Linked DNA regions of Homo sapiens: region 2 is linked to region 1. Evidence: read pairs that join two places in POLR2A ChIA-PET (ENCODE). Cell type or tissue: Panc1. All regions are shown on one strand. Each heading gives the region's core, and the rest is flanking DNA. Links, peaks and the distances in the headings are about the cores only.

What was found. ChIA-PET counts read pairs that join two places held together with the same protein. Peaks named below come from ENCODE experiments on the same cell type or tissue, not always from the same donor. Only the 100,000 strongest peaks of a DNase experiment are listed, where the experiment ranks them.
Region 2: POLR2A ChIA-PET joins it to region 1 with 20 read pairs; 5 of 35 experiments call an interaction of 5 or more read pairs at or near these places.

What each region holds. Positions count from the first base shown.
Region 1 is chr1:86,714,351-86,722,637 of GRCh38, forward strand. SH3GLB1 (SH3 domain containing GRB2 like, endophilin B1) reads left to right here. Exons shown (of 9, transcript NM_016009.5): 2 at 1,374-1,515; 3 at 5,157-5,285; 4 at 8,190-8,287. Among named protein-coding and RNA genes, the nearest start is that of SH3GLB1, 14 kb to the left of the region's middle. In Panc1, for the core only: no CTCF peak of the experiment used is centred there; no DNase peak of the experiment used is centred there.
Region 2 is chr1:86,930,203-86,938,552 of GRCh38, forward strand. The region is part of intron 1 of HS2ST1 (heparan sulfate 2-O-sulfotransferase 1); the gene reads left to right. Among named protein-coding and RNA genes, the nearest start is that of HS2ST1, 20 kb to the left of the region's middle. In Panc1, for the core only: no CTCF peak of the experiment used is centred there; no DNase peak of the experiment used is centred there; H3K4me3 peaks cover 1,167 bases; H3K27ac peaks cover 1,920 bases.

The sequences.
Region 1 (8,287 bases), core at 1-8,000:
CCCAGTCCTCCAGCTACACTGCAAGTTTATGGGCTTAGGCAATAGCTTTGTAACTGCTATTTTTGGTTCTACCCACTAGGTCAGGGGCTGGCTATAGACCATTCTCAAAAAGACCCAAGGCTTTACAAAAGCTATTTAAGCTGTTATTTCTAGCCCCTAAACAGGAGCCTCAGTGGAGATTGTAACCAGAAGTCTAAGAATAGAATTCTAGAGGATCCTTCAGCTTAAGGTGTTGATAATAACCTGAAAGTATTAAACCAAGAAGAAGGATGCTGAAAGAAACAATAAAACTCAGAAAATAGAGTAGCAAACGAGATTTTTGAGAAACGAAAGGAGAGAAAGGCAAGGTGAACACTGTTTTGTCAGCCAGAAGTGAGTCATTACTGAGCACAGAATTAATGCTAGTGATATACCTGTGTTAAGATGGGAGGAAGCCACATATTCTAGAGGAAAATGATGCATGATAAACAGCTTGAGTCATCACCTCTAATGTTTAATTAAAAGTATCCAGAAGGCTGTAGATCTACACAGAATCTTTTTACTGCTTTATTATTATATAGGCAGTGCTACCTTTTCTCAAATACCAGTATATTCAATAATAAAAATTGATTCATTGAGTACGTTTAACCACATTTTATGACCTTTAAAAGATGTCTTCATAGTATGAATAGGATATGTTCCAAAAGTTAGTCTATAAATAAATTGCTGGAACATATCCTCAGCAGCTTAAATGACAGGTTTTATGGTATGTTCTGGGAAACTATTTATCTAACTAGGTGTGATTAAAGTGCTAATAAGACATAAACCACAATAAACATTAACAGCTCTTTCAAAACTTAATAATTACAAGGCACCAAACAAAGTGATTTGCATACACAATCATACTTAATCCCCCAAACACTATAAAATATGTATTGTCTCTCTTTTATAATAGAGGGTACTAAAGAAAAAATATTCAATACATTGCTCAGCTCACACAGCAAGGAACAAAGTTAAGATTTGAATTCAGATTCAACTGACTCAAAGCTCTTACTCTTTACCGTTATCCTAGTCTACCTAGGATAGGTAGTTGAAATAGTTGCATGCTTTATATACCAAGAAGTATACTTAGGTTTTCTGTAGAATTCACACCATACATTTTAGCAGAACTAAGGGTATGTGATGACTGTAAGGTAGGGTCATCCACAAAAGAAGTATGGATAAATTACCATAGGAGCAAAAAAAAGTATTCATAAGCAATGGCTTACAAAGCTGGAGCATGGTTATTTGTATGTTTAGGATTGTTTAGCTTTGAATTTGCTTTTTACTTATTGATATGGTTCCCTAAAATTTATTTGCAGTATATTTAATTTTTGTTTTACAATCAATAACAGTTCACAGAAGAAAAGCTTGGCCAGGCTGAGAAGACAGAATTGGATGCTCACTTAGAGAACCTCCTTAGCAAAGCTGAATGTACCAAAATATGGACAGAAAAAATAATGAAACAAACTGAAGTGTTATTGCAGCCAAATCCAAGTAAGAAACTCTACCTCTTGTGTACCTTAAGTACTATTAGTGGGTTTTTAAATGTTAAAAAAAAAAGTTTTAATGGCCATCTGAAAACATAGGATTTTTTTATTGTAGCTTCAAGGTCAGTGGGTTTTTTTGTGTGTGCTTTTGTGAAGAGGAAGTGATAAACAGCTATGTACCTAACCAATTTTAAAATGATATTTTTCAGTCTTTTATAGAATCCTTGTAAAAAATCTCAATTTTAGGCAGTGACTTTGAATTTTAATTTATGAGCAGCTGTGTATATAAATATGTTTTCCTTTTTCATCTAGGGAAGAATTGTCCCTAGATAATTAAGACAAAGTTATATAGTTGCTTAAGTAGGTACCATTTTTTATGTTTAAGTTTTTGGTGTGTTTTTTTGTTTGTTTGTTTGTTTGTTTGTTTGTTTTTTGAGACAGAGTCTCGCCCTGTCGCCCATGCTGGAGTGCAATGGTGTGATCTTGGCTCACTGCAACCTCCACCTCCCAGGTTGAAGCAATTCTTCTGCCTCAGCCTCCCAAGTAGCTGGGATTACAGGCATGTGCCACCACGCCCAGCTAATTTTTTTTTGTGTGTGTGTCTTTAGTAGAGATAGGGTTTCACCATGTTGTCCAGCCTAGTCTCGAACTCCTGACCTCGTGATCCACCTGCCTCGGCCTCCCAAAGTACTGGGATGACAGCCATAAGCCACTGCGCCCCGCCTATGTTTAAGTTTTACATTTTCACATAAATTATTTCATTTCATCTTCAGACAACTATGAGATTTTCAGATAAGTCAACTCAATAATCTTGCAGTTAAGGTGCATAATTGTTTAGTGAATGAAACTCATGAGTTAGCATCTTGTCAAATGTAGCATAGCTAATTAGAAGTGGAAATTGGACTAGAACCGGGTGTATGAACATCCAGTCTTTTCACTGTGAGCTTTGCATATCAAAACTGAAGAACAAAGGTACAATGTATGCTTTCCTTCTTTTTTCCCCAACTTGTTTGGGACCAAGTTGTGATATGACATATGCTTACTTTTAGATACTAACTTAAACTTCAAGCACTATATAAATATTAGCAGTTCTCTATCATTTTAGTTAAATAGTAGTGACTTTTTAAATACACCTTTTGGTTGAAAAACTTAACTGTTGAGTTCTGTGCTCAGTACCTGGGTAACAGGTTCATGTGTACCCCAAACTTCAGCATCATTCAGTATACCCAGGTAGCAAATCTGCATGTGTACTCCTTGAACTAAAATAAAAGTTGGAAATAAAATAAGCTTTTTGCACTTTGAGTGAGTCCTAATGTCTTTGGACACCATGTAATATTTTTTATTCATTTAAGGCCATTTAAATTCTACACTCTGGCACTTTTATTAAAAGTAATAGACATTTTTCCCCTTGTTCTAAACATATTTTTCTGAATGGGAAATAAGCTCATTCACAACTGGTAAACAGGGAAATAAAATACAATTTCCTCCTGCCCCTGTTTTGTGCCAGGAAGTCGTAATAATTGTTTTTGTTTTTTGTTTGTGCTGTGGTTTTTTTGTTTTGTTTTGTTTTGTTTTGTTTGAGACAGAGTCTTGCTGTGTCACCCAGGCTGGAGTGCAGTGGTGTGATCTTGGTTCACTGCAACCTCCACCTCCTGGGTTCAAGCGATTTTCCTGCCTCTGCCTGCTGAGAGTAGCTGGGATTACAGGTGTCCACCACCATACCCGGCTAATTTTTGTATTTTTAGTAGAGACAGGGTTTCTCCATGTTGGCCAGGCTGGTCTCGAACTCCCGACCTCAGGTAATCTGCCCGCCTCAGCCTCCCAAAGCGCTGGGATTACACGTGTGAGCCACCATGCCCAGCCTGTGCTCTGGTTATTAAGTTACATAGGTTTTGAGCAGCCAAACCTAACACTCCTTTTCTTGTAATTCCTATGTTGTTTTCAATGTATGATCTTCTGGAAATGGGTTTTTCAAAAATACGTTATGCAGAAATACATATTACATTGTAGCAGAGTTGCCTGCATATTTAAGATTTTATTATAACCTATTGAAATTAAACATTTATTAGTATTCCAAATATTTTATTAACTGAACGAAGTCAGCATAAGATTCCATTTTAAACTTTTGGCCAGATAGGTGGAAAAGCAGTCAAAATTAAGAATCAGAGTCAAAACACAAAGCTGTTTTTTTTTTTTTTTGAGACAGAGTCTCACTCTTTCACCTGGGCTGGAGTGCAGTGGCACAATCTCTGCTTACTGCAAGATCTGCCTCCTGGGTTCAAGTGATTGTCCTGCCTCAGCTTCCCGAGTAGTTGGGATTACAGGCATGCGCTACCACACCTAGCTAATTTTTGTATTTTTTTTTTTAGTAGAGACGGGGTTTCACCATGTCAGCCAGGCTGGTCTCAAACTCCTGACATCAAGTGGTCTACCTGCCTTGGCCTCCCAAAGTGCTGGGATTACAGGCATGTACCACCACACCGGGCCAAAATGAAGTTCTGAAATTTAACTAGTATCTTCTAAATGGTTATGTTTTAAAAAGCTCTTTTTGGTTTTAACTATTTAAAGGTATTTAATTTCTGCTTTAAAACTTCTGATTTTGTACTAGAATCTACCACAAAAGCAAGTATCATTGCTATACTCTATTTTATGTATTATAACTAAGCCTTTTACCAACTCCTGAAATGTTTCTGTTACTGGTTCAGCTCATTTTTTAAATTTTCAGTGCACTGTGTGAAACTTCCGCATGCGTAGGAATCTATGTGAGGTACTTAGAGGGAACCTATTTGACTTAGCTTCAATTTATGCTTAATCGTTGTTTCTGGAAACTTAAGCCATTTTTTCACTTGTCCTGAAATACCTCTAGGTTGGACAGCATTGTAAATGTTAATATCTTTGGTCTTAAGCATTTTGCTAACCAAGTGTTTATTCAGCTTTTGTTTTTTTCCCCTTTCCATTTATTCTAATGTTCTATTATTGCTTTAACCTTTCGTATTTTAAACTTATTTTTAATGATGAAATCTTTTGAGTGAATGCATGCTCAGAGATATACTTGTATACTTTAAACATAAACTAAAGCCAAGGCATCATATTGCTGATCTGTCTGTAGACTATTCCAAGCCTGGATTGTTCTATGCCTTAAGCGCCTGTGTCTATATTTAGACTCTAGGCAAGAAAAAGAGAGAGCAAATGCTCATGCTAAAGCTGTCAGATGTAAGTCTTTGGTTCTTCCAGGTACTTTATATCTGTATTTTCCTAGCCAGAAATCCTGATTTTGAAATTATGAATGTACATTCAGAGTAAAAATTAGAGTTAAAATGCTACAAACAGGGCAAAGACACCTTCAATAAATATTAAGTGAATTAATCAGTCCTTTTCTGGAACTTAAAATCTTGTAGAATACTCAAATAATAATTTTATTTTATTTTAAAATGCTTTTGTGCCAAGATATTTTATCAAATTTCTAAAATATAATTTTTTAGTTATATAATAGTCTAACATAAAATTTAAAAAATTATTTATTAAGATATGTGCTTGAATGAATGCTAACTTTAGGAGATGATAAATGGCTGCTGATGGGGGAAAAAAACAATCTTCTAATTAGTTTTGCTTTTTAGAAATCATTGGTAATTTTAACCTTTCTCCTAGATGCCAGGATAGAAGAATTTGTTTATGAGAAACTGGATAGAAAAGCTCCAAGTCGTATAAACAACCCAGAACTTTTGGGACAATATATGATTGATGCAGGGACTGAGTTTGGCCCAGGAACAGCTTATGGTAAGTGAAATGCAAAAAGTTCTAATAAGGGATATCTTTATGTTTAGATTTATTAGAGATGTCATTAACATATTAGTAGGCCGGGTGCAGTGGCTCACACCTGTAATCCCAGCACTTTGGGTGGTTGAGGTGGGCGGATCATGAGGTCAGGAGATCGAGACTATCCTGGCTAACATGGTGAAACCCCGTCTCTACTAAAAATAACAAAAAATTAGCTGGGTGTGGTGGCAGACACCTGTAGTCCCAGCTACTTGGGAGGCTGAGGCAGGAGAATGGCGTGAACCTTGGACGTGGAGCTTGCAGTGAGCCAAGATCACACCACTGCACTCCAGCCTGGGCCACAGAACGAGACTCTGTCTCAAAAAAAAAAAAAAAAAAAAAACATAGTAGTAGAATTGGTTTTAACTTCAAATTTATGTTAAAAATTTTTGATGAAGTGAGAAATATAGGCAAATATATACAGTTAAATGTAATATTTAATATATTCAAGCATATATTTAGTTATTCAGAGAATTCACATCTTTTTTAGTTCTAAAAAGTTTAATGAATTCTTCACTTGTTCTCCCAGTGATCTTACAATACCTATGTTATAATACTTGTGATATTGCAATTATTGTTTGCATATGTCTCTTCATTTTTAAAAAAGCTTTCTTAGGGCTTATTTTATGTTAAAGGTACTTGGCACGTAGTTCTTGAACAAATCAGTGCTTTTGTTATAATTTTGCAGTAATGTCAGTAACCAAAAAATATTAACAATTGTTATCTCTGGATATTTGGATTACATTTCATTTCTGTTTTTCTCTTATGTATTTCAAATTTTCTATAGCCGTGGTTTAGTTACACTCGCTTTATTAGTTGCTGTACAGACTTTAAATGTATAGCCCTGAAGCTCAAAGTTACATACACATCTTTATTGTCACTCTAATTTTCTCATAACATGAGACTGTTACAGATTTCAGTAGCTTCTTTTCCTGTTGTTTATGTCTAATAATAATTCTCTTTATACATCTGCAAGATACTGGTCTTTGGATATGAAATGGTAGGTAGATTAAATTAATTTCTACACATAGTTCTGATTTACAGAATGGTTTATAAATTCTAGGATTAAATGAATTTTAAGCTTTAGTAGTTATCTTTATGTCAGAAAGAAATAACCTAAATATTGTTGAATGCCACTAATCCATTGACAGGCTTTTTTAGGTACACAACTTTGAAACTTCTACATTGTGTTCTTCAAAATCTAATTTTTAAGTTTGAAAATGCTTAGAACTTCAAAATAAAATTATTTCTGAATTTTACTGTTAATTTTTAGAAAAATGTTATACATTAAACAGATGTTTTATTGCCTACTTGTGCCAAGCTCAGTTAGATGCTGGGATCATAAAGGTATGTGAAAGGAACCCAGCAGCCCCTTCCTTCACCAGGCTGAAGAAGGTTTTAGCAGAGCATGAACATTAGTAAAGGCTTCTAGATTTTCTTCCCTTTTAAATCTGCTTAATCTGTTTGCACCTCTAGTAATTCTAGTGAATGTACCCTGGTTATTAGAATTGGGCTTTGTGAACCTATTACCTTATTAGTAATTAATACTAAAAATTGAGTATCACAGGCATGGGCTAAGCATTATATAGTATATATATTTACATATTAATTCTCATTTATATCCTGCTTTTAAGATAAATTATATTACCTTCATTTTAAAGACAAGGAAACAGGTTTGGAGAAGTTAAATAATTAATCCACAGTCACAGCTAGTATAGTAATTCAAATGAAGATCTGTCTGTATCCAGTGACGGAGCTCTTAACTACTATCTGTATTACCTTCCTTATCAGTCAGATCAAAGCTTATCCTAACATGAAGGGATTAAGATCCTTAGAGCTAAAGCTTATTAGAAGTAAAACTAGGAGTGGAACCCTGATCTTGGGGCTTCCTTTCTTTCTACTCTACTTTGTACTGTACTTGCCCTATTTAAGTATCAGAGTATATGTATTGCAAAAGCATGGATTTTTTAACTTAAGATATCACTATGAACTATTACTTATAGATACTTCAGATGATAACTGCAAGGATGTAGAAACAGGACAAATTGTGACTTGATCTCTTGGAAGCATTATACTTTTATAAGTATAACCACAGTCACCCCTCGATATCCATGGGGGATTGGATCCAGGCCCGCCACCCTGAGGATACCAAAATCCATGGATACTCAGGTGTCATATAAAATGGCATAGTGTTTGCATATAACCTATGCACATCCTCCCTCGTACTTTAAATCATCTGAATGTAAATGCTGTGTAAATAGTTGTTATGCTGTATTTTTTAGGAAATAATGACAAGGGAGAAAAGTCTGTACATGTTCAGTACAGAGGCAACCATCTTTTTTTTTTTTTTTTTTTTTTAATAGTGACAGGCCCTGCTGTGTTGCCCAGGCTGGCCTTAAACTCCTGGGCTCAAACGATCCTCCTCCCTCAGCTTTGGAGTAGCTGGGACTGCAGACATATGCCACCACTGTGCCTGGCTCCTCAGCCATCCTTTTTTTTTTTTTTCTGAATGTTTTTGATCGTGGTTGGTTGAATCCATGGATGCAGAACCCATAGATACAGAGGGCCGACTGTGACCGTAAATATTTTGGGGTATATTTGCCCTCTTTAGTCCCATTGGTAGAATTGGTACAATTATCTATGCTACAATAGGAAGTTCATCTTTGTCTCCTTCATTTAGACACATACTCTTAAATTTACTTTTAAAATAAAACTACCTTAATTACAGTTAATTCTATTTGGTTTTACTTTAGCAAGCAAGTTACAGCTAACTTTTAAACAGACCAAATTGCTGATTTATCTTTACATGATTTTATTTTCTGGTATTACCAGACAATGATTTTTAAAAACATTTTTCCTTTGCAGGTAATGCCCTTATTAAATGTGGAGAAACCCAAAAAAGAATTGGAACAGCAGACAGAGAACTGATTCAAACGTCAGCCTTAAATTTTCTTACTCCTTTA
Region 2 (8,350 bases), core at 126-8,125, 220 kb after region 1:
AGAGTAGAGCAGTGATTTCATTTGCGTATTATAATGTTTTATGTTTATGGATATCTTTAAAATTTTTCCTAATTAGCAGTGAAAACATTTTGAAAGAAATGCTGGATTTGTTGGAAGCTCAGCTTGCATTTTAGCTATACCTTTAAAACTTTAAAAAATTCATTTCTTAATGACTTTACCAATCTAGAATTGAGAAAGACAGAATGGAGAAACAACATGAACCTTTTACATTTCACCTAACCTTCCTCTATCCCCACATGAAGCGTAATACCCCATAGGTGGAAACTGTCTTAAATTTTATTTTGTTTCCAAAAACTTAAGCATACGTTAGTCTGGGCTTTTGGGAGTTATCTTGTAGAATAAGATTATTAAAGGACCTTACCATTTTCTAAGTAGATTTTATCCTAAATTTATAATTGCATTGGAAAAGTGGGCTTTTTAAAAAAATTTAACCAATGTCATATGACACCATCCTCCCCTATTCCTCCCACCCTGAGTTACCAGTTTAATTTGAAAACTTTGAATTTCCCACATATCCAAGTATGCAAGATTTTGCATTGTCCTCACATAAATGAACAAATCTTCAAAGCACGAAAAGTTGAGTATTTGTTTTATGTGCTCTTCATCTAGGTGCTTGTAGTAATGTTGGCACTTACAGGAGAAATTAAGAGATGAGGCAGAGAGGTGAAGAAAGGAGTCTTTAAAATAAGTGATTAAATTTTGGGCATTTATAGTATGTTGTGTGAGTACTTTTTGAAAATGACTAGTTAGTGGGGGAAAGTAACATTTCTACCTTTAAAAAGAATGTTCTTTGAAATGAGAAGTAGTTTTAAAAGTTACTTAAATAAGAATGGTAGGTTATTTTAGTTACAATCTCACAAAAATGATGTTGTAGTATGTGACGTGAAATATAGTAGGTTTTGAGAGTTTTGACTATGTACATGACGTTGAATGTAGTCAAAAGTTGGCAATGTAATTTTTAAATTGAATTGTATTATACATTATTTCACATTTATTATTCAGTTTAATTCTACCTTGTCCTGAAAAAGAGTTGAAGAGATACACAGATGTGTTTGTGTAATGCGGAATGGGTAAAAAGGCAAATGAGGTAGGAAAATAAGTCAAAGTAAAGTATTTGTATGGATATTAAATAACTTATTTTAATTTTGTAGCCCATTTTTTTTGTTTTGTTTTTGTGGGTAGTGAGGTATTAAAGTACCAAAAAGATCTCTATATGTAACCCTTACTTCAGATTCTGAGGTAATTTGGAGTGATAGCATTTTTGCAGCCTTTTATTTAAGGAGCCAGGAAAGCAGATTTCATACTTGCATTTTGGTCACAGAATAAAAGTGAAAGTTTTATTAAATAATAACAAGGATAGTTTGGGAAGATGAGGCATCTAGTGATAAGAATTGAGTTAGGATTTTGTGCCGTACATGATTTATGATAAAGCTTTTCTTACTATGATACTAAAGGCTTTGATTGTAAGTTCAAGTAGTTTTCAATGCAGAATCCATCAGTGTGGAACCTTATATAATGATTGTTGAGCACATTTTGACATAATTTAACATCATGTTATTGCTTATTTAGAAAAAAATGCTTAATACCAGTAATCTTTTTATTTCTTCTATCAAGTATATTTTGTTTCTGAGAGGATTAAAAATAACACGGTGCATTGAAGTGATATTTCTTGGTGGTTTTTAATTTAAGAAAATCTGATAAAGTAGTTTATAACTTTTCTTTCTTCTTTTTGTAGAGACAAGGTCTTGCTTTCTTGCCTAAGCTGGTCTTGAACTCCTGCCCTTTAATGATCCTCCCATCTTAGCCTCCCAAAGTGTTGGGATTACAAGCATGAGCCACTGTGCACAGCTAGATAGCTAAGAGAAATATGGATTAAGTTGAGTATTATAAGTTATGGTTTTCAAATATGATTTAAAATAAATATTGTTAGACTAACATTAAGGGCTAAAGTGAAATTACCAAAGCACGTATTAAAGACAAATTTGGGGCGATATCACATGTTCTCACATATGTGAGAGCTAAAAAAATTTGATCACATGAGAGTAGAGAGTAAAAAGATAAGAGACTGGGAAAGGTGAGTGTTGGGGAGAATGAAGAGAAGTGGGTTAAAGGGTACAAACATGCAGACAGACGGAATAAATTTAATGTTATAATTCTCCTGGTTGTTCATGATATACCATGTACCATTTCATATAATTCATGTAATATACCCTCTTATTTTATAGGCAAAGCAACAGCAGCCTAAGTCTTGCTGGGGGATAAAAATATTTCTGAATAAATAAAGTGATACATAAATCATATAACTTTGATTTTAGGCTAGGGTCATGATCAAATACATTGATTTGTTATTTGTAAAATTAAAATTACTGATTTAATAAATAGTGGTACCTGTCTTTTTCTCTGTCTGTATTAGAACAGCATTAGTAATAGGAAGCAAGCAGGATAGTCACTAAAAGCACATGCAGTGTCAGAAATAAGAAGTGGGATCTCTTTTCAAGGGGAGGAGACAGAAGAAGGCAGGAGAAGTACAGCAATCCAGGTTAGGTTATTGTGGTAAACCTGTCTTTCTCAGAAGCTTCTGAGCACAATTCTGAAGAAGGTAACATAATTATAATGTGCTCGTAAAATAATGGGGCAAAAAAATATTCTTCAAAGTAGTTACCTTGAGGAAGTTATACATTAGAAAATATAATTGCTAAAATATTTTGAAATTCTTTATGAAATTGGTTTCAGAACCTTTTAAAACTGCAAGATCATTTTTGTAGCCATAGATTAAAATTATAATTAAAATTTTTAAATTGTAAAAGTAATTATAGAATATTTAGAGAACATGAAAAGTAACGCTTTTTTCACATACTAATAAAACCATTGTTCTTTGCAAAGTTTTTTCATATGGATTCTTTAGATAAAACTTATTTTAATCTACTCAGGTGTAGATTTTTTGGTGTTTATCCCTCTTGAGTTCTTTGAGCTTCATGGATCTGTAGTTTGGTGTCTGTCAGTTTTGGAGAATTAACCACCATTATTCACATATTTCTTCTGTTTCTTTTCTCCTGATATTCTCATTATCCATAGTTACACCTTTTGTAATTGTCCAACAGTTCTTAAATATTCTGTTACTTTTTAAAAAAATTCTTTTTGCCTTTCAGTTTGGGAAGTTTCTATCAACGTATCTTCAAGTTCACTGATTGTTTTCTCTGCTGTGTCTAGTCTGCTGTTGAATCCGTCAAAGCATTCTTCATTTCTGTTACTGATTTTTGTTATTTCCATTTCAGTTTGTCTTAGAGTTTCCATGTCTCTGCCTACAGTGGGCATCAGTTTTTGAATGTCGTGTAGTTTTTTCCATTAAAGCCCTTAGCACATTAATTATAGTTACTAAATTCTCACAGTGATGATTCCAAAATCTCTGCCATATATGAGTCTGGTTTTGATGCCCGCGTTGTCTTTTCAGACTCTGTTTTTTGCCTTTAGCATGCCTTGTAATTTTTTTTTTTTTTTTTGATAAGCTGGATGTGACATAAGGGGTAAAAAGAACTGAGATAAACAGGCCTTTAGTGTGGCCTAGAGGCCTATCTGGCTAGGAGTTAGGCTGTGTTTACTGTTTGATGTAGCTTTGGTGTCAGAGATTAAAATTTCCTCTCGTGTAACTGCTTTTGTCTCCTTTGTTGTCTTTGGGTTTCCCTAATAACTCCTTCATAAGTAGGTTCCGAGGCTTGTAGTTATTTAAGCTGTAAGTCCCTGTTATTACACAGGAGCCCTATTGATGTGGTGTGTGTGTGTGTAAAAGTGTTCTATAATCTTATGATTAGCTCTTAGTGAGCCTGTGTCTTTGGACTGTGACCTTCATGAGTGCTTTTTAGCTCCTGCAACCTTTACCTCCCAATACTTAAGTGAGAAAGTAGGAAGGCTGGGAGGCGGCTGGAGTTTTGTATTTCTCTTCCCACAAGTTGGTTAGTTGGTGGATAACAAACTGGAATGTGAAACCTCGGATGAGGGGAGGCTACTGTAGTTTCTTTTGAGGACAGGTCTTTGTTATTGAGAACAGAGATCGCTGGGCAATTTCAGAATGGTTATTTTTTCTCTCCTATTGGAAGCTAGAGGGAATTTTTCTTTGATCTTCACTTGTGAATCTCTGATGGGGCACCTGGAGGTAAAACTCAGGAAAGTTTCCTCTGTCTCTCCCCCAGCCAGACTGCCCATCCCCTGAGCTTTTAATTCTCAAGCTAGTCCACGTTGAACCTCCAGCAATTTACATTACAGTGTTCCTATGGATACTGGCTCCAGCTGTTTGTTTCTCTTGCTGGGGTTTGTGATACCCGTAGCTGTGGTTTTCTGTAGTCACATCTCTCTCCAGTTTTGGGAGCAGCAGTTTGCCCTGAACCTCAATTCTCTATTGGGTCTAAGAAGAGTTAACTGATTTTCGGCCGGGCACGGTGGCTCACGCCAGTAATCCCAGCACTTTGGGAGGCCGAGGTGGGCGGATCACCAGGTCAGGAGATCCAGAATATCCTGGCTAACATGGTGAAACACTGTCTCTACTAAAAATACAAAAAAATTAGCTGGGCGTGGTGGCGGGCACCTGTATTCCCAGCTACTTGGGAGACAGAGCCAGGAGAATGGCGTGAACCTGGGAGGCGGAGCTTGCAGTGAGCCGAGATCCTGCCACTGCATTCCTGCCTGGGCGACAAAGCCAGACTCCATCCCAAAAAAAAAAAAAAAAAAAAAAAAAGAGTTACTGATTTTCAGTTTGTTCGGCTTTCTGGTTGTGAGGATGGGAGTGATGACTTCCAAGCTCTGTCCACATCAGACCAGAAATCCTTAATGATATTTCCTTTTCTGTACCTTTTTGACTGTTTCGTTCTTTAGTCTATCTGGAATTTAGCTGTGTAGGGATGCAGGGAATAGGATATGTGTCTAGACCTTCTGATTATGCTACTTTGTCTAATAGTTCTTGTGTTAGGATTATACTATTTTAAATTTTTATAGCATTAAATTCTTTAGTATCTGGTAGGGCTAATCTTGCTTTACTTTCCTATTTATTGTTGCATATGAACCTCAGAATTGTTAAGTCATTAAAAAAAAGAAGTAGAATTATAAATAGAACTGCTTAAAATTAGTAATATAATTAGAATGATAGTGTTATGATGTTTGGACTTCTCTGGAAATTTATTTCTCTTTGTTGACTCAGATCTTCTTTTATGTTTTGGAGGTTTTGTAATTTTCTTTTTCTCCTTTTTTTTTTTTTTTTTTTTTTTTTGAGATAGAGGCTTGCTCTGTTGCCCAGGCTAGTGTGCAGTGGCACAATCTCGGCTCACTGCAACCACTGTCTCCAGGGTGTAAGTGATTCTCGTGTCTCAGCCTCTTGAGTAGCTGAGATTCCAGGCGTGCACCACCACTCCCAGCTTATTTTTTATATGTTTAGTAGAGATGGGGTTTTGCCGTGTTGACCAGGCTAGTCTCAAACTCCTGGCCTCAAGTGATCTGCGCACCTCGGCCTCCTAAAGTGCTGGAATTACAGGCGTGAGCCACCACACATGGCCTCATAATTTTCTTTGTCTCATTTACAGAAGTTTCTTGTGAGGTGTATTTTCTGCATTTTTAAAGCCTTTTTATTTTGAAATAATCTTTAATTCACATGAAAGTTGCGCAGATAGTACAGAATTCATGTGTATCCTTCACCCAGTTTTCCCCATCATGACAGCTTATGAAACCGTAATACAATTATCAAACACAGGAAATCGATGGTGGTATGATACTATTAATTAAACTATAGACCTTATTTAGATTTTACCAGTTTTTACCTGTACTTTTTTTGTCATATGTATAGTTTTGCTATTATTATTGCAATGGCTTTCTACTACATTTCTCTCTGTCTCTTTGCCTCCTTCCCTGCCTTCTGAAGAGTAAAAATGGTGTTAATTTTCAGAAGCTGCTTTGCTAATAGATTTTAAATTCTGAGTTTTTAGTTGCTTTCATTGAATGTTTTTTAAATTTTTAAATTATTTTTAAATTTTTTCTCTTCTTTTCAAAGGTACTGATCATTGAATTTTTAGGGATGTAATTTTCTCATTTGCTAAAAATGTTATTTTTGTTTCTATAACATGTCATTGCATTGGCTAGGCTAGATTTCCAAATTATACTTTTTGTGCCTAATTTTTGTATAATAGTCCTCGAGTTTCCCTTTAAGAGAAAAATTAGCTACTGTGTACATTATTAGTTGATTTCTCTAATATCTGACATTAAAATTAATCATTGATATGCAATGAATGCTTTACCAAGTTTCAGGAGTTATAATCATTTCAAATAAATCATGTAATTTAACCCTTACAACCTCCTAAGATAGGTGTCAATATTATTCCTGTTTACAGGTGAGTAAATTCAGTTGGGTTAAATGATTTATTTGTTCAAGGTCACATAGTTTAGGTAAGAAGCTCAAACCTGAGTTTTAGGTTTCTTACTCATTTTGCATTTAACCGTTCTTTTATATTCTCTTCTATTGCAATAGAAAAGATCAATTGTAAACTATTCAGATGAATTTCATTCTACAGCATACGTTTATTCCATGGAACTGGCATTCCAGAATGGAGTGAATTAGGGCATGGTGGCTCAGGCCTGTAATCCCAGCACTTTGGGAGGCTGAGGTGGGCGGATCACGTGAGGTCAGGAGCTTGAGACCAGCCTGGCCAACATGGTGAAACCCCGTCTCTACTAAAAAAAAAAAAAAAAAAAAAATTAGCCGGGCATGGTGTTGCATGCCTGTAGTCCCAGCTACTTGGTAGGCTGAGGCAGGACAATCGCTTGAACCCGGGAGGTGGAGGTTGCAGTAAGCTGAGATCACGCTACTGCACTCCAGCCTGGGCAACAGAGCAAGACTCTGTCTCCAAAAAAAAACAAAAAGAATGGAGTGAATTAATTTCATAAAGAAAATTCAGGTTAAACACTATTTGCAAACTGATATTCCCGAATTTAAATAGACTTATCAAAATTGTATGTTTATATTTTAAAGGATCAAAATACTGAGCCTGCACCTTCCTCCCTCCTTCCTTCCAGAGGTATTAATTAAGTATAGCCCCTATTGAGAACCTAAATATGTCAAAATTTACCTAGGTGGATATGGAATTAAGTGTGGGAATACAAGGAAATTAATATTTTATATTTAAATATGAAGGACAATGTATAGTTAGCTTTTTGAAGAACATCAAATATTAACTTTTCTATCATGCAAGTTGTATGCATTCTTTCTTATTTGTGATAACTTTAAGATGATGTCAAAGTTTCACTGTGACTTAAGAGTGAGTAAATTATAAAACAGTAGAATCATTTATTTGAAAGAGGCCTTGGTTTTACTCAGCTTCCTTCCCATTGTGGGAATGCCTTCCTCTCCTACATTTTTTCAGCATCTTATTTGGGAGAAAAGGTTTAATTTTTTATTCCTAGCTGCAGTCTTTAACAGTTTTCTTAAAATATTTATTCTTTTCAGATTGCCTTTCCTTCTACCTTATATATATATAAAATCCCTTTCTAATCTGAGCTAATCAGTCTTTTTTTTTCTTTTTTTTCTGGTAGCTATATTGATTTCTTTAGGTACCTTTATCTTCTGCATTGGCATTCGTTGGTACCTTCTCTTCCACCTGTCCTACTCTTATTTCAGTAATTTAGATGAGGTAAAATTTGTAAAAATCACACTTGCGCTTACAGATCTTAACTATATAATAAAACTTTAAAAATGCATTATATTTTTGTCATTGCCCTTTATTACATGTGTACTCAGACAATAATCATTGTCTGATATTTAACTAGAGCATGTGTTTAGCATGAATACCTAGCACTGTTCTATTACTGTAACATTCATATTCTGAAATCCTCTGGAAGGAAACAGTAAGATTATATGTTGATTTCTTCTTATTTAAGGAAAGATTCATTGGTTGAACATGGTTTTATGTTTTGTGTTTGGAGATGGACTGTATTTAGAGACATCTCTTTTTCCCCCAGAAGTTCTGTTTTAAATTAATGAGAAATTGGGTGAACTTATTTTCTTGCTGAGGTACACAGCTTGAAGTTTTGGAAGTAAAGTATACATAGTCTTTTCTATATGGGAATGGTGGAATTTTCTAGACTTGATTAAAGTACTGTTGTTTAATTTTTTAATGAGAACCTTCTTTCCCAATACTTACAATGTCAGTACTTTCAATTAAGTTGCTGTGAATAATTCCTCCTGCCCATTTTTTCTTCAGCTTTTTAATTTTTCCAAGTTGAGTTTTGAATTTTTGATCTCTTTTGACAGCCTTTTTTTCTTTTTGGCTAGGACTCTCTACATAACTTTTTTGAT